Linked DNA regions of Homo sapiens: region 2 is linked to region 1. The links are chromatin loops, found by intact Hi-C in ENCODE. Cell type or tissue: endothelial cell of umbilical vein. All regions are shown on one strand. Region 1 overlaps KCNK17 (potassium two pore domain channel subfamily K member 17). Region 2 overlaps DNAH8 (dynein axonemal heavy chain 8).

Evidence for each region. Hi-C counts contacts between places; a loop is a spot of excess contacts. Peaks named below come from ENCODE experiments on the same cell type or tissue, not always from the same donor. Only the 100,000 strongest peaks of a DNase experiment are listed, where the experiment ranks them.
Region 2: it touches region 1 in a loop (11-fold over the local background); 22 of 110 quality-filtered maps call a loop at or near these places.

What each region holds. Positions count from the first base shown.
Region 1 is chr6:39,309,085-39,311,584 of GRCh38, reverse strand. KCNK17 (potassium two pore domain channel subfamily K member 17) reads left to right here. Exons shown (of 5, transcript NM_031460.4): 2 at 578-692. Among named protein-coding and RNA genes, the nearest start is that of KCNK17, 4.1 kb to the left of the region's middle. In endothelial cell of umbilical vein, a CTCF peak has its summit at 1,470 (motif pointing right); a DNase peak (open chromatin) is centred at 1,474.
Region 2 is chr6:38,996,065-38,998,564 of GRCh38, reverse strand. All of the region lies in intron 88 of DNAH8 (dynein axonemal heavy chain 8), which reads right to left. Among named protein-coding and RNA genes, the nearest start is that of DNAH8-AS1, 44 kb to the right of the region's middle. In endothelial cell of umbilical vein, a CTCF peak has its summit at 1,259 (motif pointing left); no DNase peak of the experiment used is centred here; H3K27me3 peaks cover 199 bases.

The DNA of each region.
Region 1 (2,500 bases):
AACAACTCTATGAAGTAGGTACTATTTGTATTACCATTATACAGGTAAGGAAACTGAGGCACAGAGAGAAGTTGAGCACCTTGCCCAGGATTGTGTAGCTGCACTTCCTCCTTAATGCCCAAAGTGACATTGACTGCATCATATTAGAGTTAATTAGGTTTATCTATGTACCACTGAGGGCTGGGGTCATGTCTCTTGTGGTCACGTCCCCTAAAAGCACCACACATCACGCCTGGCCTAGTGTTTGTTGCAGGAATGGGAGTGAGCAGGGGAGAAAATGAGTCGCTGGTTTACTAGGACTCCAACCTGACCTAGCCACTGGGTAAAGGGTGGGGAAGGAGCTGTCCCCATGGTAGCTGTCAGTAGCTGTACCTGGTGAGCCCTTGGTGAGAGGGGTAGAGCCTCCTTGCCCTGGTGGGCTGGGATCGAAGAGTAATTGTGAGGGCTGTGTGTGTAGGTTTGTTTGTGTGTGTGTGTGTGTGTGTGTGTGTGTGTGTGTGTGTGTGTGTGTGCATCTTGGGGTACAGGAAATCCATCACCCCACAGAGCCTGGTGGTCATTGCAGCCTCTTCCCCAGGATGTCGTCCAAGCATACAAAAACGGAGCCAGCCTCCTCAGCAACACCACCAGCATGGGGCGCTGGGAGCTCGTGGGCTCCTTCTTCTTTTCTGTGTCCACCATCACCACCATTGGTAAGGGCCAGATGGGGCCAGGGGGATGGGGGTGGGGGAAGGAGGCAGCTCCCTGAGAGGCAACAGGCTAGTTGCCTTTTGGAGGGATTACCTGGAGTCTCATGACTCCAAGTGCAGTTCAGCTCTGCAGCATGGACACCGCCTGGGAGCAGTCTCGGGCCTCACTACAGACCTGCTGACTCAGCCTCAGCATCTCACCCAGGTCCCCAGGGGATTCATGTGCACTGTTCGAGTTTGACAAGCACTGCTCTAGGGGACTTCTGCCCCACATGGCCTTTCAGGAAGCAGAGGTCTCCCAGTACAGCAAGAAACATGTCTCTGGGCACTACAAGGATGCCAGTCTCCTCAGCTGAGCCCACCCAACACTGAGCCCCGGGAGTGGTGGTCGGGAGAAGTGGAGGGAAAGTTAGGAAGGAAGAAGAAGTAGAAATCCAAAGAAAGAGCTTTAGACCCCCCGTTTCTCAGCCCTGGGGGAGGTGGCCATTCCTCCCATGTCCTTGTCTCCAGACCCCATTCCCACAGTCCTCTCTTCAGCTTGCAAACAGCCCCCTCCACTCCTCATCGCCATCCTCCCCACACACAGGGACACCTGGACTAACCCTCCTCTGCGGAAGAGCTGAGGTAGAGCTTGTCTCAGGAGGGTGCTGAGGGGCTGCTGTGCAAAGAAGAGCAGGCTAGATCCCTGCAGTTCTGAAACCCAGGAAATCATGCAAGTCGAGCCACCCAGATCCTTCTGCCCCAACTCCTGCATGACACAGGACTTGCCACCAGGTGGCAGGCTGGTATCACTGGTGACTTGGGCTACCGCCTCCCAGTTCCTGGCCAGCCAGGATCCTCTCTCCAGGACACCAGTATCCCAGCCTCCCCACAGGGTTGGGTAAGGCAAGAGCACCCAGAGGATTCTCCATCTAGTTTTAAATTGGCCAGAACTTCTTGAAAGCAGACCTCAGAGCTACATGGGAGCTTGGGCAATCCTTGAGACAAGCATGCTTGGGAGGCATCTCAGACTCCAGCGGCCCTGAGCCCCTGAAGGACTGGCAGGATGGGCCGATTCATCTTTACATCCCCAAGGGTCTATTACAAGGCCCAGCATACAGCAGCCACTCAATAAATACTGCCACGTTAAGGAATTCCATTAAATATGCATTCACCAGGCATGTATTGAGTTCCAGGGTAGCAGGAGATCTTAAAACACAGTCACTGTAGGCCAGGCCTCCCAGATTTGGGGGTCCTTTAGTCTGCAAACCCCACACCTCCCACACTCTTCTCAGGGCCTGTGACTTTGGCCCACCAAATTCAGAGTTTTGCTACCTCTCTTCCCAGCTCTACCACCCCTAGCTTGGATTATGCCTCTGTCCTTTCCTCTCCACTCAGTTTCAACCAGCTTGAGGGTGAGGAGGGCAAAGAGAGGAGGGCCCTGCCCCACCCCACACACACAGTACACCTGAGGAAACACCCGAGGTCTTCTTGTACTAGGCACTGTGCTGGGCACTTTGACATTTAAGATTTCAATTTGTCCCTATGGCAACCTCCAAGAATAGGTCTTATTATTTTCTTTCTTTCTTTTTTGAGACGGAGTCTCGCTGTGTCACCCAGGCTGGAGTGCAGTGGCATGATCTCAGCTCACTGAAACCTCCGCCTCCCAGGTTCAAGCGATTCTCCTACCTCAGCCTCCCAAGTAGCTGGGACTACAGGCACTTGCCAACATGCCCGGCTAATTTTTGTATTTCAGTAGAGACAGGTTTTACCATGTTGGCCAGGCTGGCCTCAAACTCCTGTCCTCAAGTGATCCACCCGCCTTGGCCTCC
Region 2 (2,500 bases), 310 kb after region 1:
ATCTAAATCTCAAAAGTGTCCTCAAATACTCAAGGGAATACATTTCAATTTGTATTGCATTGAAATGAATATAAAGGTTGTAATAAGGCATTTGATAAATTTCAGAAAGTAAAGAAACATGCATAACCACTGATGAGAAAAAGAGTGAAAATAAGCAACCATTTTTGACATTGAAAGAGTTGAATTTGCAGAGTCTTTGGTACCTTATAAATCTACATAATAAAATGTGAATAAACTGTGTATTTTCATGGTTCTTATCACTATGCTATCTAAACTCTTGAGAGAGATTTTACTTATTTTAAAGCATTTATTCACCTTGATTTCCCCCTCCACTTCAGAGATTCTGCATTCTTATGCAAGGACTGAGGAGAGAGACTTGTGATTCGCCCTGCCCAAATCTCCCTCTTCTCTCAAATTTATGGATGCTAACTTCAGAGTGAAGATTCCAATAAACAGGGGGCATCGAGTTCTCCATCATGGCCCAATTATAGCCTATCATCAAGTGATGGCTGGGCACCGTGGCTCATGCCTATAATCCCAGCATTTTGGAAAGCCAAGGTGGGTGGATCACTTGAGGTCAGGAGTTCGAGACCAGCCTGGCCAACATGGTGAAACCCTGTCTCTACTAAAAATACAAATATTAGCCGGGCCTGGTGGCACATGCCTGTAGTTCCAGCTATTCGGGAGGCTGAGACATGAGAACCGCTTGAGCCTGGGAGGCGGAGGTTGCAGTGAGCTGAGATCGCACCACTGCACTCCAGCTTGGGCAACAGGGTAAGACTATCTCAAAACAAAACAAAAAACAACAAACAAACAAAAAGAAGCAAGAATGCTGTTGAACACCATGGATGGTCAGATAAATTAATGATTCCTCTGGCTGGGGACATTCACACAGACTTAGCCAGCATATCTTAGAGAGTCTTCTCTCATGGCTGAAGCTGTTATCTCTGCACACATGCATTCAAATCTTTCACCTGGGCTCCAGTCCATATTTCTCACCCCATTCATTTATATCCCATGTTCTTTCCCAGCTCAACATGCCCCCAACAGAACTCTGTAACTTCTCCTCCAACATACTCCTGTTCCCAACTCCTCCACTACCCCAGCTCCCAGACAAGCAATGTCAGGGCATCTTTGACCCCTTCTTTCATTTCACTCAGAACTTGGAGAGTTACATCTTGCTGGAGCTGGGTGAGGACCAGAGGTGGGTTTCAGCTGGGATGCTTCATCTGTTATTGCTTACTGCTTCCTGGTGGCCGGTGGGGGAACAGCAAGGGGCGTAGAGAAGTCCTTGAAGAAGGCAAGCTCACTTGCCAGGATTCCATCCACCAGATATTTCAGAGCCAGAGGAAAGAAGAATCAAACCTAGGTACTCAGAGACCAAAAAAATTACCAAACACAGAGCTGCAGAACAGAGCCAACCACCTGAGCAGGAACCAGAAATGGGCTAAGACATGCTGGGGAAAGGGGATCAGGGGTGGGTGAGAGAGACCCCAAGGCAGACCATATGGGAAGTTAAGGATGAAGAGAGAACAGAGGAGGACGAAGGTCTTACAGGCCTGCCAGTTGCTCTAGTGGATATACTCCCCCATTTTAGGCAGGGGTCCAGGGCCTTCTACCTGACCTCACTAGTGTGGTGAAAGGTTGCAAGATCCTGACACTATTTTGGGAGAAGCTCGCTTACGGCATCCTACAGCATGCATGCCAGCAACACCATGTGGGCTTCTGGACAAAGCTGTGAAGAGAGACTTGACAAAACACAGAAGGCTCACCGTGTCCTCTCTAACACACCAGTTTGCAGCAAGAAACAGATTAACAGCTACAGAAGAAGGTTCTCAGCCATTGCTCTGCATTCGCTAAGTCCTATCAGTCCCCCCTTGAGACCTGTCCTGCAGCTTCACTCCACCCCATGATCATCCCTATTCTAGGCCTGCATCCTCACACACCTGGACTTACCCACAGGGTACCCGAGGTGTCGATTAGTCATCATGGGTGCTCTAGATGAGCCTTGTCACATGGCAGAGAGCTTGTCTTTTATTCTAACTGCTGTAGGAAGCCATTTAGATGGAGGAGAAGTAGATGGAGGAGATTCAGTTTGGGGCTTTTAAAGGTCAAGCTGTCTGAAAGACATGCCAGTGGATGTCACATAGAAATTGTATAAATGACTGTGGAGCACAGAGGAAAGGTCTAGACAACATATATGTGGCATATTGATGTTTTAAAGGCCATTGGCATAGATGAGCTCTACTCAGGAGGGAAGGTGGACATGACTATAAAAGAGGTTAAAATGTGAGTAGAACATAGGCCATAGATTTATAGGCATGTGAAGGGAAGGGAAGGCTCTTTAAAGCATGAGAGATACTAGATCACACTGCTACCTGGACCATACACTGAAGGGTGATGCTATTAAAGTCATGCTTTGCAGCCTTTTGCATTTTGCAACAAATTTTGTTACTCTGTCACAGTGTGATTTTGCCACTGAGGACTGAGAACCTGCTAA